4 separate regions of the Homo sapiens genome follow, and all the other regions are linked to region 1. The links are chromatin loops, found by intact Hi-C in ENCODE. Cell type or tissue: endothelial cell of umbilical vein. All regions are shown on one strand. Each heading gives the region's core, and the rest is flanking DNA. Links, peaks and the distances in the headings are about the cores only. Region 1 has its middle 72 kb from the start of LINC01436. Region 2 overlaps RUNX1 (RUNX family transcription factor 1). Region 3 has its middle 130 kb from the start of MIR802. Region 4 has its middle 77 kb from the start of MIR802.

Region 1 (7,887 bases), core at 1,101-6,100:
TTAGTCATTACAGCCCCTTAGTCTTCTCCAATCTGTGACAGATTCTCAGTCTTTTGTTGTTTTTTACGACCTTGACATTTCTCAAGAGGACTGGTTAGACATTTTGTAGAATGTTCCCCATTTGCATGTGTCTGATGTTTTCTTGTGATTAGACCAGGGTTTTGGGTTTCTGGGAAGAATACCATGAAGATGAAGTGCCCTTTTCATTGCCTCATGGCAGGTGCATGTGATGTCAACATGACTTCATACCGCTGATGTTAACCTTGATCATTCGGTTGGGTGAATGATTTTTAATGATTGATCATCAATATTGGGTCACACTAATTTTGTATTCAGCACAATGGTAGGTACTTACTGGGTGAGATAATTGAGAAACAGCATAGAAAATCATTCCAAAAAATGGATAAAAAAGAATATTCTTTATATAATGTGCAAGGAAATAGTGAGTAGGCAAAGAATAGACAATTCACAAGGGAAAAGTTTTTTTCTTCTTTTCACAAGGGAAAACATTTTGAAAAATACGTGAAAAAGTTTCTCCTTATGGATAAATAGTAATTGTCATATCATTATAATATTAATTTTAAAATGGTACACAAACTTAAGAATATTAATTGAAAAGCTGGTGTAACCAATTTGTATTTCCAGTCTAATTACAATTATTTAAAAATATGCAAAGTTAAAGAAGACCAGATCATAGAATAAATGTTAATAGTGATTGCTTTTGGATGATGAGTTTGTGGGTGATTGTTTTTCTCCTTTTGGCTTTTCTATAGCTTTGGAAAAATTTAACAATGGGCTTGCATTAGTCTTCTAGGGTTGTCCTAACAGAATATCACAGACTGGGTGGTTAAACGACAGACATTTATTTTTTCACAGTTCTGGAGTTTAGAAGTCCAAAATCACAGTGTTGACAGGGCTGGTTTCTTCTGGGGCCTCTCCCTGTGGCTCTCAGGTGGCTGCCTTTTCTTTGTACACACACATTCCTGGTGTCTCTTTCTCTTCTTGCAAAGACATTAGTCCTATTGGATCAGGGGCCCACCCTATGACTTCATGTAACCTTGTTAAAAGGTTAACATTATCTCCTTAAAGGCCTTATCTAACAGTCATATTGTGGGTTAGGGCTTCAACATATAAATTTTGCAGGGACACAATTCAATCCCTAACAGAGCTTTTTTTTTTTTTTTTTTCCTTGAGAGTTTCACTCACGTTGTCCAGGCCGGAGTGCAGTGGTGTGACCTTGGCTCACTGCAACCTATGCCTCCCAGGTTCAAGCAATTCTCCTGCCTCAGCCTTCCGAGTAGCTGGGATTACAGGCCCCCACTACCACACCCAGGTAATTTATGTATCTTTAGTAGAGACAGGGTTTCACCATGTTGGCCAGGCTGGTCTCAAACTCTTGACCTCAAGTGATCCACCCACCTTGTCCTCCCAGAGTGCTGGGATTACAGGCGTGAGCCACTGCACCCAGCCAGAGCTAAATTAACAGATGCGGTGTGAAGTACTGGAAAGAACATAAAAGTTAGAGTCAAAACCGATTTGAATAGCTACTTAAAGGCCATGTGAATTTAGGTAGATCTGCACCTCTGTTAGTTTATTTGTCAACCTGGAATACTAAAATAATTTTGCAGGATGTTTGGGAAAAAAACTTAAGTGATCCAATAAGCATGGAAGTGCCTAGCATGAGTTATACTTAACATTGACTTTCTTAAAAGACGTGGCACCTGTCCTTGGGATTTTTATAATCTCCTTAGAAAGACAAGATTAAAATACATTAATGGATGAAATGCCAAGTATTGTGGAACCTCATGTAGTCATGGTAGGAATGCAGAGGAGGTGGAGGGAGAATTGGAGGAATACTGAGAAAAATTCTAGGGAGTAGGAGGTACTTGTATGTTGAATGTGTTAGACACTGTTCTAAGTCATTTTGGATCCACGTTCATGCAAATATGTATTAAGTGCCTATCATGTGCCAGGCATTATTCAGGGCATTGATGCTACAGAGGAGAGCAGAATAGACAAAAATACCTGCTTTCATGTAGTTCATAGTCCAGTGGAGGGAGACAGGTAATAAACAAGTAAACAAGCAAGTATATGGTAGCGCTAGGGAGAAAAACATAGCAGGAAGCGTGTTCCCTTTAGGTAAGGTGACCAAGGTGCTTAGTGCTCACATGCAAAGATGAAGGCAATATCTTCTTGCTTTCCACTCAGGAAGAGAGTCTTAAAAACAGATCAATTACCAGAAACAGGGGAAACACTATTATATTAACCCAAGGCGATAGAGGGATAAAAGAGAGATGTACAGACTATGCCTGGGGAGTTAGGGATGTCTTCACAGAGAGGTGGTGTTTCAGCTGAGTCTTGGAGTGGATAGCATTTCCCCGGGCAAAGACCTGGAGGGCACCCCAGATGAAGGGAATGTGATTGGATTTGGGGGCTTGGAGGATAATTGGGTGTGTTGGGAGCATAGGGTAAGGAGCGGAGACAGGTTTGAAAGGTAGATGGGCACTTATATGTGAAGAACTTTTCTCTATGATGCTGGGAGAGTTTGGATTTTATTCTATAAGTGAAGGAAGTGACATTTATTTCAAGCAGGGGTTTTTCAAAATATTGCTTGCGTTGGAGGTTGGATGGATGCCGACTTCATTAACTGAGGTCTAGGAAAGAGTGCAAGAGGGTTGAGAGGAGAAGGAGAGATGAAAATGGAAGAGGAGATAGAGTGAAGGAAGGGGAAGTACTGAGTTCAGTCTGGGAAGGTGGAGGGTCCAATGGCAGTTGGATGAGGAGGCTGAGCTGGGGGAAAGTCAGGAGGAAACATCTAGATTTGAGTTGCACATCAAGACTCTAATTCTATCTGCCTTCCTAAGGTAGTTGATTCCACTTGCACCAAAATCTTGATTAGATTAAATCAACATCTTAAAAAATTAAAACAAATGACACGCCTTTCATTCTTCTGTAAATGTGAAGTTTAGTGCTTTTTTTTAAGAAATAAAAAACCGAGAAAGTTGCATAAATACGCATTTGTACTCTGCCTATTTGTGCTGATTATTTCTCAGCTAGGTTTCTGCCTATGGGTTTACAAAGTATCATTTACACAAAAGTACTTTGCCAGTTAAGGAATTACAATAGGAACATTTATTCACAGAAGCAGGTCATCCCTTTCTCCCACTCTCTCCACTCCCACTTTTGAAGCAGCATATGTTTTCTGTACATTTTTCTAGCCTTCAGAAATAACTTTGTAACAAGTTACAAATCCCTAGGGCCTGCGAATTTGAAGACATGTGGTGTATTTAAGTGCTCTCCTTCTTGCTTTATTATTCCTGTGGGTCCTCCTTCCTTCTCCTTCTAAGTCAGCTCTTGGCTCCTTACCTCAAGTGCCTACTGAGGACATTTGGGCTCATCTACTCTTTCTCTCAAGATCCCTGGGTCCAAGAACTGGTCAACCCTCTCCCAACATGATTTTGAGCTAAATTATCTATTGCCTTTTTTTTTCTTCATTCCTTTCCTTCTTGAAAGATGTCTACAGTCTGCCTTGGTCCTTTAGGGGTCAGTATACCCTCTTTCTTTCTCACTCTCTGGCTGGCTATTGTCGTGTGTGTGTGTGCACACACATATGTGATTCAGTGACTTTCTCCAGAGGCGCCTGGCTTGAGTGAGTTGGTTCTGTGCCATTGGGAGGAGGATAGTTTCTTCCCCACAGGGGCAGCGCTGCTCTGACTTAGGGAGTTTAATGTCTTGTCAGATGTTGATGCTTTTACTTCCCTTCCTGTTTCAACTGGAATGAGTCATATTTGAAAATATTTTCATCCTTTTAGTGACTATATTGAATAACACACATTTTTCATTATTATTTACTGCAATTAACCTTAACCTCATTCTTTTCTTCTTTTAAACATTAGCACAGTTATTTCTATTATTATCTAGGTTCCCTCTGTCTCTATACTTAGCTTCATTAAAACGGATTGCAGCTTAGATAGGTTGAGAAACAGTCTTTTTTAATTTCTGGAGACTCAGCTTTCATTAATGCAATAATGAAAACTATGGTGGGAGAGTGTAGATAGTTGGCTAATAGATTGTCCCAACCTATTTTAGATCGGCTTTCTCCTCATTTGTCCTCCCCTAAACCAAGCTACTTATAAATGTTCTCCAATTCTGAGCTCTTTTTTTTTTTTTTTTTTGAGGTGGAGTCTCACCCTGTCACCCAGGCTGGAGTGCAGTGGCATGATCTTGGCTCACTGCAATCTCCACCTCCCAGGTTCAAGCGATTCTCCTGCTTCAGCCTCCCCAGTAGCTGGGATTACAGGCATGTGCCACCATGTCCAGCTAATTTTTTTTTTTTTTAAGTAGAGATGGGGTTTTGCCATGTTGGCCAGGCTGGTCTCGAACTCCTGACCTTAGGTGATCCGCCTGCCTTGGCCTCTCAAAGCGCTGGGATTACAGGTGTGAACTACCACACCCGGCTGCGTTAATTAAACTTCCTTTACTGCCCTGAGCTATTCTTATGACATTTCTTTGAGACAGGACAAGTGACTCAGTCTCTTTGTAATTTATTGAGTTCTTTGATTAAAAGAGACCATTACCAGCTAAAAATTCTACCCTCTGCCCTCGCTTTCACATCCTTCGAATGGATAAAGGGAAGATCTGTACAACACAGCCAGATATCAATACTGCTGCATCGTGTGCCTGGCTTCCTGGTGGTAGCCACCTGCTGCTTAGAAACTGTTTCAAAGGGGAACTGGCGTACTTCCCTTTTAAGCAAGAGTTACAGCGCAAAAGCTGCCTCAGTCATAATTTCTAACGTAGTCATCTCCTCTTTATAAGTGCACTTCCTCAGAGACCTGTGGACATAAACTGAATGTGTTAGGCAGAGACCTTTCAAAATTTAGACTTGTTTTCTGGACAGATGCCAGATTTCCTGGATGGCTGGTTACAATCCCCTTGTCCACCCGCGCAGTGCAGCTAAGATTGTCTGTCTGAATCATCATCCTTTTTTAGTGTGTACTTAAAGTGGAAGTGATGTTTTCCAGACCCTGTGTAGGAATGAGCTCATGTCATGAGGTTTTGCTCTGATGTTGGTTTCTCTCAGTTAGTTTAGTGACATTAGGATCTGAAGGCCGACGAATGGCTTTGATACCATTTTAAGGTGTCTTCCATTTCCAGTACTCCAGGATTATTGGGAAATTACTGGGGAGATGAAGACATTATGTAAGGTGGCAGGTCAACCTACTAGTTATTCACAGCCATTGGAAGATACTATGGGACTGTTAATAGTATGTGCTGAAAAGACTTCTCTCTTGTTGCTTTAAAAAAATGTAGTTTATTTACATGTATATTGACTTCTTTATGGTCCTATCCTAAGTGGATAAATGGCTGAATTCTATTTTTCTGCTAAGATTTTAGGCAGGAGAGTATTTTTCATGAATGTCTTGTAAATCATTAGTAAATGTTCTCTGACAAAGGGTTCCATGGCTAGATAGGTTTGAGAAATGCTGGGGAAGAATATGATGATGTCACCCGTAGGACATTTACATTGCTCTTCCTGATGCTGATATACAAATATATGTCTGTTTAAATTGATTTAATGATCTAATAAAAACTAAATTTCTCCTCTGAGAAATTGATGAAAACAACCAACCGTGAATATCCTAGCAAACTGTTTTCATGTCTGTTTTCAGATAAGCATTCCCTGAAGAATTTTATTTATTCATTTGTTTATTTGTTCATTGAACACATATCTATTTTGTGCCTTCTCTGTGCCAATACTTAGGGAAACGCTGCACCTTAATGAAAAGAAGGCTGTGGCAGACATGGCTGGTCTCAGCCATCCCTTTCCTTTAGTAAAGTTGAGTCCAATGCAGCCCAGAACAAAGGTTATGTTTCCCAGCTTCCCTTGCAGCAAGAACTGCCACATGGCCCGTGGGATGTGACCTTGAGGGCTATGTGCAGAGTTGCTGTGGGGCCTCTATGCACAGGCTTAGGTATGCACAGGTATGCACGTGCTATGTGTTTTGGATGGCAGAACAGCAGGACAGGAAGAGCGGGAACTCTGATACTATGGAGTGTTATAACACTTTGAATATTTATGATTAGACCATATTTAAAATAAATAAACTATTATCAATTTAAGTTACTGTTACTTTGACCTTTTTTAATGATAGCCAAACTAATAACCTAACTGATCCAGAAAGGATTTTCAATGATCAGGCATTGTCATAAGATTCAGTAGGCACATTTAGGAGCTTTTTTTTTTTGAGATGGAGTTTCACTCTTGTTGCCCAGGCTGGAGTGCAATGGCGTGATCTTGGCTCACTGCAACCTCTGCCTCCCGAGTTCAAGCGATTCTCCTGCCTCAGCCTTCCCGAGTAGCTGGGATTACAGGCATGGCCCACCACGCCTGGCTAATTTTGTATTTTTAGTAGAGACAGGGTTTCTCCATTGTTGGTCAGGCTGGTCTCGAACTCCCGACCTCAGGTGATCCACCCACCTCAGCCTCCCAAAGTGTTGGGATTACAGGCTTGAGCCACTGTGCCTGGCCACATTTAGGAGCTTTTAAAAGTCAAGCAGTACATAATGACCATCTCAGTTTAGATAAAAGGCCTGAATATAGAAGGGTAACTTTTGTGAGCTTCTGAAAGTTCTCATTCCTACATTTTGAGAGAGGAAATGAAAGACCTAAGGAACTGAAATTCCTTTCAGTGATGGTGGAGAGAGGCCCATGTTCTTTTCACTGCTTTAGCCAACATATGTAGAGAAATAAGGCCAGGTTTTCATATGATGTCTGAATTTGCCCAGTTAGTCCAGGGGGGACAGGCGCTCAACATAGATTCAAGGGTTTTAAAATAATCAACATTTATTTTTCAAATTCCTTCTATATATCTTTGTAAAACAAATTCTGGCATAGCAAACTTCCTTCTTACCAACAGGCTACCTCTATCCACATAGTGGGCATATGTAAACACACGAGTATATATATTTAGATGTGGGTTCGGCATAAAATAGCTTTTTCTTCCTAAGTAAGGAAAAGAAAACCTCAACGCATTACTAAATGTGACATTTTGGATCCAAGTAGACAAAAAGAACCACGTGAAAATGTGCTAAGCTTCCACATAGTTAGCAACATGTCACTTTGTGAGAGAATTTTCATAATTAATGAGCCAGGTCAATTTGCTCTGCATTTGACTTTGATGAATATGTCGTGGAGTATTCCCACTGGGACTCTTTCCAGTTGGTTTGGGAAGCTCTTATGTCTATATCCTGTGTGTGTGCATGGATCAAAGTGCTGGCATCTAATGCTGCCATGTTAGGTTAGGGAACAGCCGTGCGAACCCAGTAACAATGCCTGAGATCCCACACTGGCCCAATACATGACCCAGATGGACGGACCCCAAGCCAACAAACATAAAATTGAAACCAAAGCTATTTGGAAAGGGGATTGGACCACTCATCTGGCTGTTTTATAGAGTCTTAGAGAATTTATGTAATTAAATTTTCCTTCCTAATTCTGGCATTAATTTGTTTATTTATGTATTTTTTAAGACACAGCCTCATTCTGTTGCCCAGGCTTGAGTGCAGTGGTGCAATCATGGCTCACTGCAACCTCTACCTCTCAGGCTTAAGGGATCCTCCCACCTCAGCCTCCTGGGTAGCTGGGACTACAGGCGTACACCACCATGCCCATCTGCCATGAATTTAGAGACTGAATGAAATGACCTTAGCATTACCATATCATCTTTTTAATTTATTTTTTATTTTTTGAGACAGAGTCTCACTCAGTAGTGTGGTCTTGGCTCACTGTGATCTCCACCTCCCGGGTTCAAGCGATTCTCCTGCCTCAGCCTCCCGAGTAGCTGGGATTACAGGTGTGCACCACCACACCTAGCTAATTTCTTT
Region 2 (7,887 bases), core at 1,632-6,631, 1.1 Mb after region 1:
AACTTGCATAGGAACTTGTCACCAAATGAGGGAACATTTTAGCCTCTTATTCACTCTGTTGCTTGGTGGCAAATATTTAAGAAATTTCAAAAAATAGAGAGGTGCAAGAGAGCTATTTCTCAGGGGCATGGAGGTTTCTTGGGGGCATTTCTCGGGGGTATAGAGGGCTGTTTCTTGGAGGCTATTTCTGTGCATGGAGAAGCCTTGAGTTTCAGAGGTATAATAAACACTACTCCTCCAGAAATATGTCTGTGAAAAATAAGCTGGAGCGGGTGGGTCTGCAGGACACTGTGTTTAGGAATGAAGGCTGCCTGTCCTGCCATCTCTCAGGAGCTCCCATCAGAACAGACAGTAAAGACAGGAATGGCATGTCTCCAGTTGTGGGGCAAGGCCCCTCCTAGTGTGAAGAAAATATACTTCCTGGATCTATCATTATCTCTAGCATATCAGAGGGGGGAATAAAAACAACTGGGGTGGCAAGGCCCTGCTGAAAGAGAAACTCATTGTTCTGCACATTCAGAGACTTCCTAGTTGTAAAGCCGTTCAGAGCTCTTGGAGGTGAAGGGGCAGCCAGGGAATCACATAGAGTGAAAGACCTGTGTGCAGCGGCCAGGTCAGAGGGCGTGTAGAAGACGACATGAAGCATTCCCACAGGGCAGTTCCCTGAGGTTCTGTCCTCCAGCTCTTGCTGCAAGGAATTCTAGAAGCCTTGGCCTGATGTGTGGGAAAGGAAAACAAGGTGAAGAGGATGCAGGTAGGAAAAGAAGAGCTGTGACAAGGTAGTCAGATGGGAGGACTGCATGAGAAAAACAGAGGAAGAGAGCACAGAAGCAGCCCTTTGATTTCACTCGCGTTTATTGAAGGGGACGAGGCACTTCCACTTGGGGAATTCTACTTCCCTTTGTCAGGATATCCTTCAAATTGGGAGCATGGAATGGAAGCTCTTAAAGAAAGAACGGTTGCCATTCATTGTGGGTCACACTTCACAAGACAAAGAGCAGTGAATCCTCGATTTGTAAAATGCAGCTTTCAGAATCTGTGTTGTGGCTGGCACGGTGCAACACTGCTGTGAGGCCCTGACGCAGCTGTGTTCTGCAGGGTGGCTATGGTGCTCCTTGTGAAGGAGGAGGCTGCTGCTCTGCAGGAGGAAGGGCTTATGTTGCATCCTAGCGGTGCATGCTACCCCGCTGGAATAGTGCACCTTGGAACTCTGGCTGCCTAAGGAAGGTCTCATTTCTGGTGGCTTTGTGAGACCAAGCCTCTCCCTCTTCTGTTACCTGGAGCAACAACCAGCTAAGCCAACAGTACTCTCCAGACACTGTTATCCTTTCCTGGAAGGGCAGGGGAGAGAAGACTGTTTCCTGCCTTCAAGGTGCCAGCTACTGCATTGACAATATCGGGCAGAGGGGCACATTTCACCCTCCCAGGAATCTAAGGGACAGATGCAATAACATCTCCTTATGGGGGGAAACTGAGTCTCCAAGGCATTAAGTTACTTGCTTCAGCACACTGTGAGTGAGGGGCCAAGCTAGGGTCTCTGTCCTTACCTCTCAGACTGCAGAACTATGCCCTTATTGTATCCTTACTGAAGCCCTTTTGGCTTTTAGAGAGACAGCTCTGGGATGAGGTTCCCAAATCCTGAAAATGTTTGGGGCCAGAACAAACAAAAGCATCTTTATGTTAAGCCATATTTCATGTTTATTGTTTTGAATTCTCCTTTTCCCCCATTCATATGAGTTTTTCTTCTGATTTTATTAGAATGCCATGCCTCAGAGTTTGCTGCTTAAAACCAGAATCCCTGGCATAAAATCCAATAAGCCTGCCTTAGGGCCCATGTCATATGGAAGCAGAAGACAACAGAGACTGCTTGCTGGGCTTCAAGCCACTCTAGAATTTTTCAAACAGTTCTAACATTTTACAACATCAAAAAAGTGCCAAAGTAAAAACTAAGGCTGCAGCTAGGAGAATGCCCACTGAGAAACCCGTGGTTGGGTTTGTGTAGAGAGGAAGGCTTTTGAGATCACTGCTCCATGCCCCCTCGGCCTCTCCCACCAGAGGTCTGGCTCAGGGACAGCACTTGGGCACAGAGAGCTGGGGCAGTGGCAGAGATGGATGGGGTAGTCACCAGAGGAAGCCCAGGCTGCAAACTGGCATGACACACACCTGTGTGGAACAGATCTCCATCTGAGCTGGGCTCAAAAGCATCGTATTCTCCAATATCGACAACTCATAGGTTAGGGGGTTCATCATTTTGTAGCCTCTGCAGTCCCAGACGTAAAGTCACTTCTTTTTTTTTCTTGCGTGCTGACACCCTAAGGCATTACATGGACCCTGGCAAATCTCAGCCATGTTACTTAACATGATCTGCCCCAGCGACAGCTCTTAACTGTATCTGTTTAGCCAGAGATATCACAGGTGCCTCTCTAGGAAATCCCACCGGCCCCTCATCAGCACAGTGGAGATTGGCTGTAAAGCACGGCCTTCCATGCCCAGCCTGGACTGCAGGTTGGAGATGACAGTCTCCCAACCCAGGCCTTCCAAGCATAGACTATCAAGCGTGCACAATCCTCTTGATATCAGGTGCCACCTCAATGGAGTGTTCTTCAGAAAATTCTGTTTCTTTAGCTGTGTGCAGTCCTGGGAGATGCTGTGCCTCTTCTGCTTGAAGCTTCCCAGCTCCCACTTGAGGTGTCAGTGATTTGTTTTACTGGAGTGAGTATCCTCATTCTCCACCAAGGGTCCAGTCTCAGGATGGAGGCTGCTTGAGATATCCCAGCCCTCAACACAATATTTCTGGCTCATGTTTTTCAAGGAACTAAGCGGGGCAAAGGTGCCAGAGGAGTAGAAGGGAGCAGAAAGTTGTCTTTACCCTCCTGGAGAAGAAGGACATGGAGGAGTGGAAGGAAATAAATAGGGTGGCCATAGAAGAATCTAAACATCCATGATGTGCTGGTGTTGCAGGAATGTACCCAACCTGTCTGTAGAGCTCCTTCAGGCCTGGAAAGTTGTATACGGGGGGCAGAGGTGCAGAAAGTGCACAGTGCAGAAGATCCTTATGGAAAAGATGTCTGCAACAAATGTTTATTTAACAAAGTACAGAGAAAGAATCTGTCTGCAAGGGAGGAGGCAGCAGAAACCAGAAGGTGCCTTCTGTTCCCTCTGAACTATGGTCCCTCCAGCTGTGTGCACTGAAGGCCACTCTCCCTCTGCCTCAGGGACACGATGCCAACTGAGAATGAGACATGTTCTAAAAACACCCATCTTTTCTGGAAGCTAGTGACCTATCCTTGAACCCTCCCTCCAAAAGCACTCTGCCTAAATACGTAGCCCTTTCCCAGACGTGTCTCAGACTCATCTGGCTGAGGGTAGCAGCCTCGTGGTGCAGGGTGAACTGTTTCCCCTGGGAACCGTCTGACAGTGCTAATGAGGAATTGCATTTTGCGTTTATAGAGCACCTTTCATCTGTGGATCTCAAAGCTGCCCCACAAACATTAATTAACTCTCACACCTGTGAGGCAAGTGAGCCTGGTTACCCCCATTTTTAGAGGTGAGGAAACAGAGGTTTGAAAAGAAAAGGACTCCAGGGTGAACCAGCAGGGTTGGGGGCGGCCTGATGTGAGGAACCAGCATTCTTGATTCACAGGGCCCTGACCACAAAGCCACAAAGCTTCCCCGGCGAGGTGATGAATACGGGTCCCGGAAGCAGGGAGTGGTGGAGAGGCGGACACAGGGCTCCCTTCTTCCTTCCCGCAGGCAGCCTGCCACCTCCCAGGCTGGCAGGTCGGCAGTGAGGATGGGATCCCTCAAAACCTGAGGCCTTTAAAACAGCATACCCAGGCAGGGTTCTGCCCCGGCTTGGTCTGTCTGCTTCTCTTCAAAGTAATTGCTGGAACAACGAATGCATCTGAGCTACACATGACTAACCAAGATGTCTGCAGCCGGCCAGAGACGAACGGTTGGCAAATCCTGGAGCTGTTTCACAACCTCCCTTTTTTCCAGGATCCAGAGCTGGTGCTGACTGACTCATGTTATCATGGGATTTCAATGATATAGCAACAGTGTGCTGAGCCGGTGTCTGCTACCTGGGGGTACCTGTAGTAGGAATAGGTGACTGCTCTTCTTACTTGTGCTGTGCCGGAGCTTTGCTCCCTGCTGCAGAGGCCAGAGGAAACACTGCTTCTCAAAGACAGTGGAACTTTCAGGGAAATGTCCCTTTCAGAGCAGAGTCACCCACCCCCAGGGACTCTGAAAGGCCCCTGACATCACACACCTCTGACAGATGTGATGCTGGGAAGCATCTGGGGTCACCCCCTTTGTCTGCAAGGGGAGCCTAGGCCTTTCTTCCCAGGGGTCCCAGACAGTGAGATGCAAACCACCACTGGGGCTCGCCCTAACACATCACCCTGGAAACTGACTCACATCTCTGAGTCCTGAGTCACATCCTGTTGTGTGTTCTGAGGTCTCCAAGAGGGCATTACACCAGCTCCCCATGACTGAGGTGAATCTGGAGGGAACCCTGGGAACGTCCCTACCTTCCTCCAGGATGAAGGAGGGAAAAAATTCCTCCAGGGAAATAACCAGGGCTGCCCCTAGGGTTTATATGTTCACCAAGCTGATTTGCCTTTTTCAAAAATAGATGGTAGAACCCTGTGGTCTATGTGACTTTTATTTTTAAATAGCTCTGAGAGATGACTGAAAGACCTGGCGTTTTAAAGATGTCAGCCACACAATCAAGGAAGGGGCTTTCTAACTATAACCTTCTCCAAGCCCAGGATGAAGGGTGCCACCGCTCAAGGGGTGCTGTTGGAAACCCAGCTTCTGAGGGTGGGTGTTTAAAAGACCCTAGAGTGGACAGTCAGAGGAGGGCCGGGAGGGGTCTCTATCCATCTTCTCCCAGCGCCTGTGGGGAGCACGAGGACAAAGAGGGATGTTTTGAACTTTTCAAAGAACAAGATATTTTGTTCTATTGATTTTGTCTATTATTTTCCTGTACTTAATTTCACTGGTTCCTAGTCTAATTTTTATTATTTCTTCTCTTCTGCTTGCTTGAGGTCTGTATTGCTATTTTCTCCAGTCTCCTGAGGTGGAAGCTTCAGTGACTGATTCTGGATCTTTCTTTTCTAATATATGTATTCAATGCTATAAATTTCCCTCTAAGTACTGTTCTATCTGCATCCAAAAATTGTAATAAGTTGTATTTTCATTTAGTTCAAAACATTTTTTAATTTCTCTTGAGACTTTTTATTTGACTCATGTCTAATGTAGAAGTATGTTGTTTAATCTCCAAATATTTGGAGATTTTCCAGTTATCTATTATTGGCTTTTTAATTTAAATCCATGTGGTCTGAGAAAATACTTTGTATGCTTTCTATACTTTTAAGGATCTTAAAGTGTGTTTTGTGGCCCAGAATATGGCTTATCTTGGTGAATCTTCCATGTGAGCTGAAGAATGTGTATTCTGCTGTTGTTAGAGTATTCCATAAATGTTAATTAGATCAAGTTGACTGGTAGTGCCGTTTAGGTCAACTGTGTCTTAATTTTCTGCCTGCTTGATGTATCAATTACTGAAAGAGGGTTGTTGAAGTCTCCAATTGTAATAGCGTATTTACCTATTTCTCCGTGTAGTTCTATCAGTTTTTGCCTCATGTTTTTTGACACTCAGTTTTTAGGTGGACATATATTAAAGATGCTGTCTTCTTAGAGAATTCACCCACATTATCATCATGTAATTCCCTTCTTTATCCCTGAAAATTGTCCTTCCTCTGAAGTCAGCTTTGTATAAAATTAACATCGCTGCTCTGGCTTTCTTTCAATCAGTGTTAGCATGGTGTACCTTTTTCCATCCCTTTACTTGTAATCTGTATAAATATTTTTATTTAAAATAGGTCCCTTGTAGACAATATGTAGTTGGGTCTTGTCTTTAATCCACACTGCCAATCTCTGTCTTTAAATTGGTGCATTTAGAGTATTCATATTTAACCTAAGTATTAATATAACTGCAGTAGTATCAATCATATTTATAACTTTTATATTTGTTGCACCTGATTCTTCCCCCCACACCTCTTTTTCTACCTTTTATAGGTTTAACTGAACATTTTATATGATTCCATTTTATCTCCTCTGTTAGCATATTAATCATTCTTTTTAAAAATGTTTTTAGTTACTGCCCTAAAGTTTGAAAAGTACATGTATAACTAATCTACATCTAGCATCAAATAACTACCACTTCTTCCTTCCTGTTTATATCATTACTGCCTTTTATTTCATTTATCCACATGCTATAATCACTCAATACTTTGTTACTATTATTGTAAACAGTTATCTTTCAGATCAGTTAAGAAAAATAAAACTTAATTTTACCTTAATATAGTACTTTTCTAATGCTCTTCCTTTTTTATGCAGTTCTTTTTGACATTTCTCATAGGGCAGGTCAGCTGGCAATGAATTATTCCAGTTTTGTTTGTCAGAAAATATCCTTATTTCTTTGAATTTGAAGGATAATTTTGCTGAATGCAGAATAATAGTTTGGTAGCTTTTTTGTTGCAACACTTCATGTATTCTCCTTTCTTTGTGTTTGCATGGTTTCTGAAGAGAAAGATAATGTAATTCTTATCCTTTTTCCTCTATGGATAAGGTGTTGGCTTTTCCCCCTCTCTAGCTTCTTTCAAGATTTTCTCTTCTCTTTGGTTTTTTGCAGTTTAAATATGATATGCCTGGGTGTAGATTTGGTATTTATTATGCTTGGTGTTCTCTGAGCTTTCTGGATCTGTGGTTTGGTATCTGTCATTAATTTTGGAAAATTCATAGCCATTAATACTTCAAGTATTTCTTCCACTGTTTTCTTTTTCTTCTCCATCTGGTATTCCAATTACACATTACATCTTTTGAAACTTTCTCACAGTTCTTGGATGTTCTTTCTTTTTCCTCTTTATCTTTTTGTTTGGTAAGTTTCTGTATCTTCAAGTTCATTGGTTCTTTGCTTTGTCATGTTCTGTCTACTAAGTAAGCCATTCCTCATTTCTGTTAGGGTGCTTTTGGTTTTTAGAATTTGCTTTTGAGTGTTAAGAGTTTCAGGCTGGGCACGGTGGCTCATGCCTGTAATCCCAGCACTTTGGAAGGCCGAAGTGGGTGGATCACCTGGGGTCAGGAGTTCGAGACCAACCTAGCCAACATGGTGAAACCCTGTCTCTACCAAAAATTACAAAAAAAAAGAAAAAATAGCTGGGCGTGGTGGCAGGTGCCTGTAATCCCAGCTACTCGGGAGGCTGAGGAGGAGAATCACTTGAACCCAGGAGGCGGAGGTTGCAGTAAGCCAAGATTGCGCCACTGCACTCCAGTGTGGGCGACAGAGCGAGACACTGTCTCAAAAAAAAAAAAAAAAAAGTTTCCATCTCCCTGCCTACATCATCCATCTCTTCTTGCACCTTGTCTTCTTTTTCCACTAGAGCCATTAACATGTTAATCATTGTTAAATTCCCTGTCTTGTAATTCCAAAATCTGTGTCACATCTGGGTCTGGTTCTGATGCTTGCTTTATCTCTTCAGACTGTGTTTTTTTCTTGCCTTTCTTGTAATTTTTTATTGAAAGTTTAACATGATTTATCAGGCAATAGGAACTTAGTAGGCCTTTAGCGTGAGTTATTATTCTCATGTACCCAAGAGTTGGGCTGTATTTAATGTTTTCAGAAGGTACCAGAGACTTCAAATTCCTCTAGCGTCCTTGTTTTTGTCTCCCATGTCATCTGTGAGCTTCTCTATGAACTCCTCCTTAGTCAGTATGTTGAAGCTCTTTCAGCCATAACCCACTGTTATAATAATATATTGGATCCTGTGAGAATCTGGTGGAGTTCCTGAATGAAAAACCCACAACAGTGCACTTCCTCCTGAA
Region 3 (7,887 bases), core at 1,802-6,801, 78 kb after region 1:
ATACAGGCATGCAATGTGTAATAATCACATCAGGGTAAATGGGATATCCACTCCCTCAAGGATTTATCTTTGTGTTACAAATAATCCAATTATACTTTTAGCTATTTAAAAATGTACAATTAAGTTATTTGTGACTATTCACCCTATTGTGCTTGCAAATACTAGGTCTTACTCATTTGTTCTAACTCCTTTTTGTATCCATTAACCATCCCCACTTCCCCCCGACCTCCATATTGCCCTTCCCAGCCTCTGGTAACCATCCTTCTACTCTCCATCTTCATGAATTCAATCAATGTTTAGTTCCCACAAATGAGTGAGAACATGGGATATTTATCTTTCTGTGCCTGGCTTATTTCACTTAACATGATGTCCTCCGAAGGAGCTGCCTTTCCTCCAGTGACCACCCCAGGCCTTTCTTCTCACTCCACCTGTATCCGTGAGCAAACCCTGCTGATGCGTGCTACCATGTAGCCTCCCTGGGATTATCATAAGAGGAAGTAACATCTGCCATGTGTCCCCTGCCTCTGCATTCCCCTTCTTTTTCAGCAAGGCCTGATCTGAGGACACAGGCCATTACTAGCACTGGGTAGAGATCAGCACAGCAGGAGAGAAGAAAAGGGCAGGGGACGCAGCCTGCACATCTGCAACCATCTGTCACCTTTACCTCTGATGAAATGGGACTTTTAAAACGATAGTCCCATTTATGCTCCGTATTAGGCATCTCACTTCCCTTAATAATCCTTATTAGCCAGATAATCTGTTGTTTGGCACTGACTTAAACATATGCTTACTGAAGTTTGCTATTTTAGAGCTGACGAAAGCACTCATTCTTCCCTGGGTTCCTCTTGTTGTTGTAACAACAATGCTAAATCCTCACTGACTGATTTGAGGAGGCTGTTGAACTTGATAGTAACAATGACAGAATGGAGTGCTTATATTAGGCCCACAACCCATTGAAGTGCTGCCACTGCATAATTAATCAGGCCAGCTAAAATTCTACATCATTGTAATAATATTTACTCTGAAAACTCACAGTTGGACTAAAGTTTCTCTTGCAGGCTCTGCTGACATCAAGGAATCTTAAACTTCCTTTTTGACAGGGAGGTTTATTAGGGCCTTATTTTGGCAGTCCAAACACAATTCCTCTTGCAGGTGCTTATTGAATACAGGGACTCTTAGGGGTTGACATTGGATTAGAGATGATCTGTTCAGTTGTTTCCAAACCTGGCTGAAACATAGAATCTACTGGGAAGACCTCAGAAATTTCTGGATTGCTGGGCTTCGTCTCTGGGAGCCTGATTCAGGAGGCAGGGTGGAAGCAGAAAATTGCAGATATGTTTTCTTAAACACCCAGGTTGTTCTTCTAACAATGAGAACTGCTGATTCCATTTTGAGGACACTGAAGGCTACAAGGTTGAAGTCACTTGGAAGATGAAATCAATCCTGAAGTCTCCTGGATTTTTCTGAGTGGAAGAGAAGCTGATACTAGGGACTTCTGAGAAATACTTTTAAGAAAAGTCCCTAGTTTTGACATAAGGGCAGCACTTTCACAGTATTTCTAAGAGTGGATTTCCTAACTGTCCTCAGAGAACCCCTTGGGTGCTTGTGAAGTGTGCAGGTGCCTGGGGTCTCCCATTGTATTGAAATCTCTGAGGTGGGCCCACGAATCTGTACTTAAATAAACCCCTCAGGTATTTCTGACACATATTCAAGTGTGAGAGCCGTTGGGTTTCTTCTGTCTCTTTTTTTCTTTTGAGATGGGTCTCACTCTGTTGCCTAGGCTGAGTGCAGTGGCATCAACAGAGGTCACTGTAGCCTCGAACTCCTGGGCTCAAAGGACCCTCCCACTTTAGACTTCTGAGTAGCACTTACAGGTGCATGCCATCACACCTGGATAATTTTTAAATTTTTTGCAGACACAGGGTCTTGCCATGTTACCCAGCCTGGTCTCAAACTCCTGGCCTCAAGCGATCTTCCCACCTCAGCCTCCCAAAGTGCTGGGATTATGGGCATGAGCCACTGTGCCTGGTGCCTTAGATGAGCTGGCATCTCCTCGTTCATGGTGGATGCTCAGTGCCATATGTTGAGCTCATCAGAGTTGAAATTTGCAAGCACTGACGCTTCAGGGATCATCCTGCCTCTCTTCTTGCTTCATTTAGCAATGTAAGCTTCACATTCTGTAAATGCTGTACTCTGGTGCTTTCCATGTGCAAAGCTCTTTCTCTTTATCATCATCTGTCTCCCTGCATCATTCTTGGGCTGCTCCTTATCTCTTTCCTGGACTCCTCTTTTTCCACTGGCCCCTCCTGGGTAATCAGTTGCATGACCTCTCTTGTTTTCCATGGTGATAGCAGTGATGATTTCCAAATGTCTTTCACCAGCCCAGACTTACTTCTTGAGCTTCAGACCCACATACACAGCAGCTTGTCAAGCACCTGCCTTTTGAGTGGCACACGGACCCCTCAAATCCACATGGCTGAATGGAGCACATGATCTTTCCCCAGCACTGGTTCTCGTCCTCCCTCCTATACTTGAGTTGGTGGATTTGCCTCTTTTTTCTTATTTATTTTTTAAAAATTAATTTTTTTATTTTTGTGGCCTATATTTATGGACTACATGAGATATTTTGATACAGGCATGCAATGTGTAATAATCACATCAGGGTACAAATCATCCAATTATACTCTTTTAGTTATTTTAAAATGTACAATTTTTTTTTTTTACTGTATTTACCCCATTGTGGCTTGCAAATACTAGGTGTTACTCATTTGTTCTCATTATTTTTTGTACCCATTAACTATCCCCACTTCCCCTCGACCTCCCCACTACCCTTCCTAGCCTTCCTTCTACTCCCCATCTCCATGAGTTCAGGTGTTTTACTTTTTAGCTCCCGCAAATAAGTGAGAACATGTGATGTTTGTCTTTCTGTGTCTGGCTTATTTCACTTAACATAATGTCCTGTGATGGAGCTGCCTTTCCTCCAGTGACCACCCCAGGCCTTTCTTCTCACCCCACCTCTATCCATGAACAAACCCTGCTGAGGCGTGCTACCAAATACCCCTGAAATGCACTCTGCTTTTTCTCTCTGGTGCCACTGTCTCACCCCAGACCCTCATTGTTCCTCTCTTGAACCTTGATAGCAGCTTCCAAGTGAGTCTCCTTCCCACCAGGCTTGCCCTTCCCATCAACCTCACTGTCTCCAGGGTGACATTTTAGACGTGTGACCACAGTGCCCCTTCAGAAATTCTGCACTGCCTGAGGATGAAGCCCACCTCCTTTGTGTGGCACTCAAGTCTTCTGAGTTCTGGCTGTTCCTCCATCTAACTCCTGCTCATTTTCCCCCTGCCTGTGGACCTTATATTCTGACTATTTTCAGTCGCGCTGCTCCCTGGAGCCATAGAGCATTTTCATAGGAAATTTCTACTACCTTGAGTGCCTTTCTGTCACTATGTCCTCTCTCCCCATCTGTCCATCAAGGGAGTCCCTAATCAGCCTTCTGGCTGCAACTCGGTGCCTCTTAAACCTTGGCCAGACCTCTGGTGTGGCCCCTAGTTTGTGTGCCATCCCACCCTTTCCACATCTCCATCATAAATCAATGTGTAAGGGTTTGTTTCATGCCTGTTGTGCCTCTTTGACTTGATTCATCGATTACCTCCAATGCTTGGAATGGTGACTGGCTCTTAGTAGGTACTTAATGAACACTTCCTGAATGAATGAATGAATGAATGGATGAATGACTCACGGTTTCTGACTTTTGGAATCATATATCATAAGCAATCTATACCTATATTTTTGCCATTCTTCCAATTTTTGAAACACATGTCATGAATTAATGCACTGGCAGTAGAGTTCATAAAAATAACTATGCATTCTGATTAATTGACTCATGTTCCCTATTAATTTTCCTGTTAAAGGGTCAGCCAGAAGCAGGAAGTGAAGCAAATACACTGTGGCGTGGATCAACATTACAACCTGTCCCTTGAGCAGTTAATAGGAAGGGGTTTTAAAAAACAACCAAAGTTACTAAGCATTACTTCATCTTTTAAAACATATTGGGTATTTTTTTTTAACCAAAGGAAACCATATTTCATCTTAGTAAGTAAGAATCATGCTGATAATGGGAAACAAAAATTTTCCAATATTTCAGCTAAAATTATAGTGTCAGCTGTAAGTTTAAGAGTTTAAGATGCCCAAATGGGACTACATTTTCTTAGTCCTCTTGATGTCCATTTTGGCACTGGAATAAAGGAACCCTGAGTGGCTGCAGCCAAGTCCCACTGAGACGCAGGGAGCAGCATTAGATGCAAGGCAGGTGGTGGGAGACAGAGGGCACAGCATATCAGCGATGCACCCTGGGAAATGATTAGGTTTGAGCACAACAGGTATAGACCTCAAAGCCCAGAATGTTGATTGACTTGTCACTCTGGGCTGGGCATGGAGTTTCGTGTTTTGTATCACCTATGCCGTTCAATTCACTCTGAAACTCTATGAAGCTATCACTAATTTCTTAATTTTACAGATTCAGGAACTGTTAATTGATTCTCTGTAGTTCGGGAAGTAGCTAAGGAAACATAAACCTGATTGATTCTGTTGTTTAAGATTCAAGACAGCATGGCCATGATCTTGCCTGATTTCAAAAGCGGAGAGGACACCCCATGAAATTCCTCTGGCTCCCCAGTATACTGTCCCTTAGTTTTTTCAGAATTTGTGCCTCTTGGGTGCCAAGGAGACCCCCACCCTTGTACAGGCAGCTGTATTTGGCTGCACAGCTGCCCAGATGGGGACGGCTGCCTTCCCCATCTGTGTGAGAGATGGTTTGTGGGCCCGGCACCGTCTGTGTGAAGCTGACAGTGAGAGAATGGAATGTGGTGTCTGGCCTCAAAATGCCCATTACCTGTACCTCTGCCTGGCGCTGGATAGATGGGAAGTTCTCATCATCATGGACCGACAGGGTGTTAGAGTGGGAAAACCTTAGGGTGTCATTTCCTTTTATTTTACAGGTGAGGGCATTGAGTCCCTGGGAGGTTAAATTGCTTATTGGAAGTCACGGGAGCACTGGGTGTGGAACGTGACTTTCCTGATGCGCCTGGGGCTCTTGCCCCTATGCTGTGGTGCTCTACCAGATGCCAGGTCCACACCCCTGCTCACTGGGCACCGCCTTCCCTCCCGCCAAGCAGACAGGAAGCAGCATTTTTATCCTTTGGAGCCTAATTTGGTGATGCTTTTCCAGCACCCATGGGGTGTGCTTTCCCTTGAGGTTGAGTCCTTGTTTCCCATGCATCCCACAGGGTGAGACTCTCACTCATGGTCAGGTTCGAACACTCCTTCCCACCCATGTCTCCTCCTCTTTCTGGTTTCATCAATGGTAACCCTTCCACACCAGTCTTCTGGTGCTCTTCAAACACAGCTTGTAAATTTTTTCCCTTGCTGAAGTGATTTTCCCAGCCAATACATCCTCCTCACACTCCTCTCTCACTAAGGAAGGCCCATCTGGCTGTGTTTTGAGCCTGAATACGAATCACACTACTATTAAGACACCCTCTCCAAGGGCTTCAGCCCACAGTGAATATTCCTCATGCGAATAGTCACAGTGAATGGTCCTTATGCCAGAAAGTTCTTGTGAAAATAGGGTGTTCATCTTTGAAACTTGACAGATCTATTGCTAGTCTAGTGTTTTCCAGATTATTTTTGGAACATGTATTCCTCTCCCCACACACCTCTCTCCGTACCCCACTCCCCCGTAGGAGGATTCCGTGGTCAAGTCAATCTAGGAAGTGCCCGCTATTTGATCTGCCTCATGGAGATTCATCTAGCATGTTAGCACTTTCAAGGATCTGAGAAGTTCTGCATTATAGAAACTGTCTTTGCCTTTTTAATCCTGCACCTCCCAAATTTATGTCCTTAGAATCTTCCACTTGTGTGACACTATTAGTCTCCCATTGAGTGCTTTTTGTGGAACGTTCTTCTGAAAGTTTATGACACATGATTATGACACATGATTAGAAACGTAGACGTCTTATCTTCCCAATCATACTGTATGTTTTTGTGTTTATCTCTCCCCAGTGTCCAGAAGAATGACTGTTTATTTCTTTTTAAAAATTTTGTGTGGTGGCAGAAGGGCTAACCAAGGGTTTCCTGTTCACTCATGTGAGTTTCTGGTGGAGAAAATAACTTTTTTCATGCTGAGATATGGCAAAGATGAAGCATGGTCAGCAGGAAAAGTAGAAATTGTCCCAAGATGAGAACGAGTTATAAACTTGTCATGAACCGTAAGTGAGGTTGGGTCTAGAAAGGCCAAATCTACTGTCAGAAAATCTCAGTGGAAAAGTCAGAATTTGAGAAACTCTGATTTGAAGAAAGGCAAAGTATAACTGATGTAAGTATTAATAAACCCCACAAAGCTCTGGACTGTGAAAAACAAAATTTAAAGATGAAGACAGAGAGAGAAAAAAAATGGAACAGAATAGGTGGTTATAAAACACTCGTTTTACTGCAGTTTCAGAAACTTTCCTGGGCCGAGCTCCCAGATCCTCACTCTGCTACCAGGAGCTGAGGCTCCAGCTATTAAAGCTCCATTCTTGCCAAAACCTCCTTCTTTTGCTCTTTTCTTGCTTCATGTTTCACTAATGACCTTGAGTAACTTAGGTCTCTATCTGTTCAGTTCAAGTTGGTGCAGCAGCTATTTATTGAGCATTTAAGGTGTGCCAGGGCTGCAAAGATAAATGAGACATGTCTTTTTGCTGGAGTGTGAGCCAGAGGTGGGGAGAGGGAGCTGTTAGACACAATAACAGGTAATTTGCGTGTGGTGCCAAAATAGAGAAAGGCCGGGGAGGTGCCCGACCCAATCTGGGGACCTCAGTGATTCTTTCTACAGGGTGGACTTCTCCATGAGGTGTGAAAGGCACAGAGCCAAGGTCCTGTGGGACTTTTAGAGACCCATGAAAATGTTTTCATTTCTTCTAAAATCAGAAGAAAAAATGAACATGCTCCAGCCCAGATTTTATTTGCCTCTATACCAACACAGTTGTGGAGCCATTCTGGATATTTTTTACGGAGAATGGGGCCCACAAAGACAAAAGTGCCAGGGGCCCATGAAAGTCATATGTGGCTACCTTAGTTTCCTGGGGATGCTGGGACAACGTTCCAAAGACTGAGTGGCTTAAACAACAGGCATTTATTGTCTCATGGTTCTGGGGCTGGAAGTCCAAGATCAAGGTGCCAGTAGGGTGGGTTCCTTCTATGGGTCATGAGGGGGAGTCTGTTCCAGGCCTCTCTCCTAGAAGCTGGTGGTCTCAAGAAGGCACCCCCTGGTTTGCAGATGGCCACCTCTTCCCTGTGTCTTTACATCACCTTCTCTCTGTCTATGCGTTTGTCTTTTCACATAGCATTCTTTTATACAAGAAGTCCAGTCATGTTGGGTTAGGGGCTCACCTGTGTCGGTATGACCTCCTCTTAACTTATTACATCGGCAACAACCCTGTTTCCAAATAAGCTCACATTCTGAGGTCCTGGGGGTTAGGATTTCAGCAGTGGATTTGGTGGCGGTAGGGAGCAATTCAGCCCATAACAATGGCCCTGGGTTCCTGGGAGCGCCCCTGCCTTTCTCCTGCTTTGTAACCAGTGGGCTGGTCTTGAAGTGGGAACAATGAAGGCCCCTCATTTCTCCCCCTCCTCCCAAAATAAATAAAAAAGAATGACCAATTGTCCTTAATGCCATTTTGCTCATGGGTAGGGTTTCCTTAAGAACACTGAAAAATTATGTTGCAGAATTTGATTGGAACATTTTATGTATTGACCTCACTTCTAATCAAAGATGGCCAGATTAGCAATCTAAAAAGGTAATCTTGGCCAGGCGTGGTGGCTCACACCTGTAATCCCAGCACTTTG
Region 4 (7,887 bases), core at 1,826-6,825, 290 kb after region 1:
GTAAAGAAAAAGAGGCTTAATGGACTTACAATTCCATATGGCTGGGGAGGCCTTACAATCATGGCGGAAGGTAAAGGAGAAGAAAAGGTGCATCTTACGTGGTGGCAGGCAAGAGAGCTTGTGCAGGGGAACTGCCATTTATAAAACCATCAGATCTCATGAGACTTATTCACTATCACAAGAACAGCACAAGAAAAACCCACCCCATGATTCAGTTACCTCTCACTGGGTTCCTCCTATGACTTGTGGAGATTATGGGAGCTATAATTCGAGATGGGATTTGGGTGGGGACCCAGACAGACTATATCAGTAGTTAACCACCTTTAATAGTTAACAGTTATTTGTGTTACATTTTCCTTGTTAAAATAGCTGGAGTGATGGCTGCCTCCTGACTGGACCCTGAGAGATATGCCATGTTTCTGGTTTTATTGTAGAAAGACAATGTTGAACATACTTCTTCTCAAATTTAAAAAAAGCAGGACAGAAAAACTGTACATGCCCAAAGCTCATTTCTTTATTTTTCCCTTTCGCAATGTCAAATTCCTGCCCTGAGAAGGGCTGATGTTCATATCAGAGACCCAACAGGAATTGAGTGAGATGGGTTTCAAGTCTCAGACTTCTAGATGCTGTAGTCTAGAGTCTCAACAACCAGGGTCTCCTTGGGGAAGGCACTGGGTAGGACTCTGTTTTGCTGGGAGCATGAGAAAGGAAGAAGAAACACATGTGTCATCAGAGACCAGAAACCAATGTTGCTTTTTCAGCTGCGTGCCTTGGTCCCTGTCCTTGGGTGAAATCATAAAGCCAACTGTGAGTAACACTGGGCCTTTTGCCTTGGCTTGGTCCTGCTGCTGCCACAGCAGCAGAAAACCCACGTAACCTAAAAAACATTCCCAAGTGAAAGTTTCATAAACAATACACAATCTAATTTTAGGCCACAGAAAGTAGAAGGTCAGCATAGAATATTGACAATAATAATAATACTGGTTAGCATTAGTTGCTTATTATATAATCTTTTTATTTTTCTTCACACAAGGTGGATACATCCAATGAAAGGCTGAGGCCAACCTGGCTTGGTTTCTTTGCACTAACTGGGCTTTCCAGAAGGGCCCCAACAAAGGTGAAACATCGGAGGCAGGCATACCTGCGATTTAGAGACCCTGTGAAAGCATCTTAATAGGAAACTTCTTTTCTATTCCCACTACTTCTGAAATTTCACCATCAGAGACTCATACTTGGTCAAGTATAGATTCCCCCACTTCCCTCACCTTTTAAAATTGAAGTGAAATTTGAATAACCTAAAGTCAAGCATTTAAAGTGAATAAGTCAGTGGCATTAAGTACAATCACAATGTTGTGAAACCATCATCCTTTGTAGTTCCAAAACATTTTCATCACCCCAAAAGGAAATCCCATAGTCACTGAGCAGTCACTTCTCATTTCCCCTTTCTCTAAGCCCTGGTAGCAACCAATCTGCATCTATCTCTGTGGATTAGCCTTTTCTGGGCATTTCATATAAATGGAATCATACAGCACATCGTCTTTTGTGTCTGGCTCCTTTCACTTAATGTCATGGTTTCAAGGCTCATTTACGTTGTCCCATGGGTCAGTCCTTCATGTCCACCAGTTTATGGATGGATAGACAAATTGTGGTATGTACATACCAAATCCTTTCCAGATGATTTTTAAAATTATACTTTAGGTTCTGGGATACATGTGCAGAACGTGCAGGTTTGTTACATAGGTATACACGTGCCATGGTGGTTTGCTGCACCCATCAACCTGTCACCTACATTAGGTATTTCTCCTAATGCTATCTCTCCCCTAGCCCCCCACCCACTGACAGGCCCTGGTGTGTGATGTTCCCCTCCCTGTGTCCATGTGTTCTCATCGTTCAACTCCCTAATGGAATCAAAAAAGAGCCTATATAGCGAAGACAATCCTAAGCAAAAAGAACAAAGCTGGAGGCATCACGCTACTTGACTTCAAACTATTCTACAAGGCTGCAGTAACCAAAACATCATGGTACTGGTACCAAAACAGAGAGATAGACTGATGGAAAAGGACAGAAGCCTCAGACATAACGCCACATATCTACAACCATCTGATCTTTAACAAACCTGACAAAAACAAGCAACGGGGAAAGGATTCCCTATTTAATAAGTGATGTTGGGAAAACTAGCTAGCCATATGCAGAAAACTGAAACTGCACCCCTTCCTTACACCTTATACAAAAATTAATTCAAGATGGATTAAAGACTTACATGTAAGACCTAAAACCATAAAAACCCTGGAAGAAAACCTAGGCAATACCATTCAGGACATAGGCATCAGCAAAGACTTCATGACTAAAACACCAAGAGCAATGGCAACAAAAGCCAAAATTGACAGATGGGATCTAATTAAACTAAAGAGCTTCTGCACAGCAAAAGAAACTTCCAAATGATTTTTAAGCGATCTCCTCCAGTGGAGGAGATAACACATAGGACCTCCAATACCTTAGTTTTAACAAGGTTGTCTCACAAAGTTACTTTGTGTTAAACAGACTGGTGAAAATTTCAGGGTAGAGAAGACTCTCAAACTAGAGAGAGATGATGAAGGCAAAAAGGGTGGGGAAGCCACCTGCAATTTAACAGAGATCTGACACCAGTTTGAGTTCTAGAAAATTATTCTTATGCAGCCTCTGACTAAATACAACAGTACATTGCTGAGCATAGAATTAAAACATGTACACTTCTTATTCTCAAAGGTCAGTGTGCCAGAGAGGATCTGGGTGAGAGAAGAACTGCCTTCTCTTTATCTAAAAACAACTCTGGACCAACTCATGACTGGATTTGCAGAACACTGGTTGCAGAGTACATAACCTTGTCAGCCCCAAGTGGGGATACCAGTGTCGCTGGCTGAAGCTGCTCCTATGTGACTGCCTGGTGATCATTCTTCAACACAGAAGCACGGCCTGTACTGAGTTGAGTTCTCACTCCTAATGTGGGACAATAAAATCCCTTTGGAAGGAAATTGTCCAAGAGTCAAAGGAGACAGATATCCCTCTGCATCTTCATTGGGAGTTAATTTGCTGGCAATTATTGTGTCTTTACCATACACTTAGAATCACATTCATTTACACTCCAGGAAGAAGGATGACTCTTTATGAGTTTTTTATTTAAATTATTGATGCTTAAAATCATGAGCCATTCATTTCCTGCTTTCTCAACGTTGGTAATTGACTAGTTCAGGGCAGGTGTGGGCTGAGAAAGCCGTTTACTTGGCATGAGGAGTGATCGCTTCAGAGGCCATGCTGTTGCTTTTGCCCACGGATGATTATCAATCATAGAACATTCTAGTCTCTACTTTGGGAGCACAGGTGGTTCTCTCTGCATAGCTGTTTTCTCTAGAAGCCAATGCCAGGGTTGGGTTGTGGGCTATCGAGGTACATGCCGAAGTACATATAGATCTTTTACCCTATCCGCCCTTTCCTCTGTATGTCATTTAGGCATCCAGCCAGGGGTAAAATCTTGTACCAAATTCTGCATGTAAGTGGTCCATTCTTAAGAAGACCAAATAGAAACACCTACAAAAGAAGGTTGGGCAAAGGTAATTTACATGAGGCAAGATGTGCAGCTATGAAAATTTTAAAAGCTTAAATTGCAAATGATGACATTTTGGATGAGATGCATCACTTTACTCAAAGGAGAGTGTGGTGAGGGTGGCATGAACCCCCACTCGCTAGAAACTCGAAGAAGAATAACACACGGTCCTGAACCCCAATAAATGCACAAATGTATCAGAGGACACAGATTGTTTTTTTTTTGTTTTTGTTTTTTGTTTTTTGTTTTCAAGATGGAGTCTTGCTCTGTCACCCAGGCTGGAGTGCAGTGGTGCGATCTCGGCTCACCACAACCTCCACCTCCTGAGTTCAAGCAACTCTCCTGCTTCAGCCTCCCGAGTAGCTGTGATTATAGGTGCCCGGCACCATGCCCGGCTAATTTTTGTATTTTTAGTAGAGATGGGATTTCACCATGTTGGCCAGGCTGTTCTCGAACTCCTGACCTTGTGATCCGCCCGCCTTGGCCTCTTAAAGTGCTAGGATTACAGGTGTGAACCACCAAGCCCAGCCAAGGACACAGATTCTTAAGCATTGAGTCATAGTAGAAATGGGATGAGTGTTGTAATCAAGAAAGAACACATAGGAGAGGGAATGTAGAGGAGGAAACTGTTCATTCTTTTGGGAAGGAAGTGGTAGATGATGAGAATGCAAGGGAAGTGACATTGGAGTTCAGGCTGGAAGGGTAAGAGAGGTTTGTCCGGTGGAGGAGGGGGAAAGGGGATTCCAGGAATGTTCAGATTAGAAGAGACCAGCTGGCTGTTGGAGTATTGGTAAGAGACTGTTTAGGAGGCAACTGAAATCTTTTGGGAGGTTGATTGATGGTAAGGCATTGATGGTGAGAATGCTGAGTGAGCCTGATTCAGACAGACATTTTGGAGATAAAAGTGATGAGTATTAGGGAACCAATGCAGGGGTTTAGGGAGAGAAAAAGGAGACAGGGAGGATTATGACATTTCTAGCTTAGGGGAACAGGTGGACACTTACTCCCTTAACGGAGACTGAGAAGATTTGGGGAAGATAATAATGCATTCAGCTTTGGCCATGGTAAATTTGAGCTGCTTTAGAGATATCTTGGAAGTGACAACTGGTCAGCTTAGGGGCTTGTGACATACTGGTCAGGATAGAAGGTGACTCTGATAATCTGTAAGTATTGATACATTTTATTCTAATTTTAAGTAAGTTAGCATATTTGGAAGTGGCATTAAAATTTCTGTCATTTATGCTTAAAACCCTCATTAATGCATTCTTCATCATTGTTTTCGTTTTCTTTGGTTCAGAGAAATGAAGTCTTTTCATTAATATGTTAATATTTAATCTGATGATGTATTATGCTTTTTTTCCATCTCTGGAGAAAGAGCCAACACGTTAAATCGTACACTAATATTATACTAATATATTGTAAATCTCTAGAATGTCATTTATGTTTGTTAGGCCAGTATAAAGTGTTACTTAAAAATTGAAAGTGTGTGAAAGGGAAGCACCTAAAGAATTACTTGTCAATAAATTGTTTTTTCTTAGTGAAAGACAATGGGGGTGGTCACTAGGAAAAATAATTAGTAGCCTAATGACATTCAATGGTGTGTGTGCTATTGGGGGAGTGATTGGTGATTCCAACTGGACTGTGCTTTTATCTGCCTCTTCTGCTTATGAACATTCTATGGCTCCCCATGGCATGAGGGATAAAGTCAGAAAGTCTCAGGCTGAGCCTTTCAAGTCTTCACTGATCTGGACCCCCTTCACCTCTTTGAAGTTATCTTCTATAACCATCACTTATAAAAAATCCCTTTTCGAGCCAATTTGGTCTTCTTACCATGACCCAAGTATGACGTAGGTATTTCTTCTTTGCTGCCTGCCTGGGCTCTTCTTCCTCATCTCTCCATGTAAAGCCTCGCTGGGGTACTCAGTGCTGATGACTGTTTTATCCAACAGGCGGTGTCAAGCCCATGGTGGTTTTCCATATCATTTGACACCTTTTTTTTTTTTTCTGGAGGCTCCCTCTGATTGCAGAGGTTGGGGAAGAGATACTGGTTGGAAGCCCTTCAGGAGGCCGTTGCCATGGTCCAGGCGAGCAAGGAGGAGGCAGCATGCTGGATTCTAGGGGAGAGGAGGCAAATTAGACTGAAATTTCCTAAGCTGTGTCCACCAAGCCAACGATCTTTGGTCGCTTTTTGAATTTCTCTTGTAGATGGCAGTGAAGATGGGAAAATGGGAAAACAGCAGGAACAATTAGCAGGAGTACAAAAATCAAATCCAGTCTGGAGCATATGCATTTATGGGGTCTGGAATATCCAGGTGGTCTTAGTTGTTCTCCTGGCAGCTGAGAGCACCACTCTCCAGAGAAGCCAGAGACAGAGATATAAAATAACCATTAAAAGCACCACAAATATTTTCATGCTAATTGTGGCTTCTAGATTCTTTCAGGGATTTGGAAATAGTTTGTTTTTCACATATTTTCAGCATTATTCTTGCCATCTTATTTTTAAAATATGGTTTGCAGTATCTATGAAGAAAACACTTGCTTAGCAAAAGCCTAACCCATCTTAATCATGAATTCCAAATTCATGGCATCAGAATTATAAGTAGTTTTATATTATATAATTAGAAGAAGATTCCAGTGTTTGGTTCATTGACTCTGGAGCCATGTTACAGTCTTGTTATATTTGATAATGACACAACAGACATTCTATCAGAAATTAGATATCTGGAGAGAGATTCCAAAATGCTTTAATCTTGTCACAAATCAGAAGCAGCTGTTCCTTTTTTTGTTAAAAAAAAAAGAAAGAAAGAAAAAAATACCTCAAGTTTGGATGGTCCTCAAAAAAGAAAATGTGACTTACAATCTTAAATAGCAGATTCTGGGATTTTCAACTGGCAGGTGTTTTCCATCAAAAAAACCTCCCCCCACCCCACGTTGATTTTATTTCTTTAGACTTCTCTCAAACTGAAAATTGCATGTGTGTAATGAGCTTCATCACATGCACTTAGGCGTTTATAACTAAGGCTAAGCCATATCTTGAGACTTTTACACACCAAGGAAAACAGATACCATGGAAAATAAAATTTAAATACTACTTGCCCGCTCTGAGTGGCCGGAATAACTGAAGAGAGAAATGTTATGCTCATCAGTCAGCAGAGGACTCCAAGCCTTGAGTGCTGAGCCTACAAACCTCCCGTAGGTTCTATGGTGACATGAAACTGCTGTCGTAGAAACTCTAAAACTAACAAGAGTATTAGCTTCATTGATTTTTTTGAAAATGGAAAAATGAAAAAAAAAGTGCTCAGCTAAATCCAGGAAAGAGATTTAATACAACTGTCTTTTAATAATATTAAGTTTCCCAGAATCAATATTTTCTCCCCCTCATATTATACTATGGGTTGCTACACACCAGTTGCTATGTAAGGGAATGGAATCAATATAGACTTACCTTCTTTGGAGACTATTTCAAAGACCTGCATAATGGTGCATAGATTAGGAAGAATGAAATTGAATTTTAAGTACACTGACATGCTGTCATCTTCAACCGGGAGAATATAGATTGTTCCAGGGCCTGTGAGACCCAAGGGATTCAGGATGAGAGGTGTCAGCCATGGATGAACCCACAGAACCCCAAGGATGGCAGCTCCTCTAGGATTGTTTAACAAATGCCAAACACAGGCATTTGGGCCACTCATAATATAATCTTCAAACACTCTAGGGTGTACTTCATGGGGGGTGGGGGAATGGTGGTGTATTCTTTACAAAGTTTAGCATAGTGATTTTTCAATTATGCCAGAGCAAGTTTGTGTTAACTCAGACTCTGATGTGGTGGTTCCTTTCTACTTAGATTTTAAATTTTACTTTATTTTGGGAAATTGAATGAGTATTTCTAAGTCAATAGGAAGAACTCTTGAAAGCATCACTGCAATGTTTTTACAATTGTTAAAATGATATTTTTCATTAACATTTATGCAAAATAGTAATACCACAAAAAAATCAAATACCACAAAATATATCAAAACAACTCAAATTTTCAGATGAGATGGGGTGTGTTCAGAGTGGTATGGCTGTAGATGAAACAACTCAAATTTTCAAAGGGGTTAGGGCATATTAGTTTTTGAGCATTGATTAATAGTGATATCAGTCTCTTATATTATGAGGATGACTTGAATAAAATCTGGATGTTTAATGTGATGTTGATATTTACAAGTCACTGTTTAATAGCAATCCCACTCTTGGGGTTTATCCTGGAGTAACGAAAACTTATGATGACACAACAACTGATACATAAATGTTTATAGCTGTTGTGT

The links. A loop is a pair of places that touch in the nucleus more often than their neighbours do. Peaks named below come from ENCODE experiments on the same cell type or tissue, not always from the same donor. Only the 100,000 strongest peaks of a DNase experiment are listed, where the experiment ranks them.
Region 2: a loop joins it to region 1, with 12 times the contacts of the local background. A loop is called at or near these places in 2 of 110 quality-filtered maps.
Region 3: a loop joins it to region 1, with 4 times the contacts of the local background. A loop is called at or near these places in 23 of 110 quality-filtered maps.
Region 4: it touches region 1 in a loop (7-fold over the local background); 2 of 110 quality-filtered maps call a loop at or near these places.

The regions. Positions count from the first base shown.
Region 1 is chr21:35,929,427-35,937,313 of GRCh38, reverse strand. No RefSeq gene overlaps it. Among named protein-coding and RNA genes, the nearest start is that of LINC01436, 72 kb to the left of the region's middle. In endothelial cell of umbilical vein, for the core only: a CTCF peak has its summit at 3,527; DNase peaks (open chromatin) are centred at 3,673 and 4,863; H3K27ac peaks cover 2,695 bases.
Region 2 is chr21:34,804,239-34,812,125 of GRCh38, reverse strand. All of the region lies in intron 7 of RUNX1 (RUNX family transcription factor 1), which reads left to right. Among named protein-coding and RNA genes, the nearest start is that of RUNX1-AS1, 28 kb to the left of the region's middle. RefSeq lists a cis regulatory region at 3,437 and enhancers at 3,389-3,457, 3,271-3,770, 3,285-3,795, 4,074-4,143, 3,657-4,856. In endothelial cell of umbilical vein, for the core only: no CTCF peak of the experiment used is centred there; DNase peaks (open chromatin) are centred at 4,055 and 4,455; H3K27ac peaks cover 2,527 bases.
Region 3 is chr21:35,851,678-35,859,564 of GRCh38, reverse strand. No RefSeq gene overlaps it. Among named protein-coding and RNA genes, the nearest start is that of MIR802, 130 kb to the right of the region's middle. In endothelial cell of umbilical vein, for the core only: no CTCF peak of the experiment used is centred there; a DNase peak (open chromatin) is centred at 3,904; H3K27ac peaks cover 407 bases.
Region 4 is chr21:35,639,703-35,647,589 of GRCh38, reverse strand. No RefSeq gene overlaps it. Among named protein-coding and RNA genes, the nearest start is that of MIR802, 77 kb to the left of the region's middle. In endothelial cell of umbilical vein, for the core only: no CTCF peak of the experiment used is centred there; a DNase peak (open chromatin) is centred at 4,219; H3K27ac peaks cover 857 bases.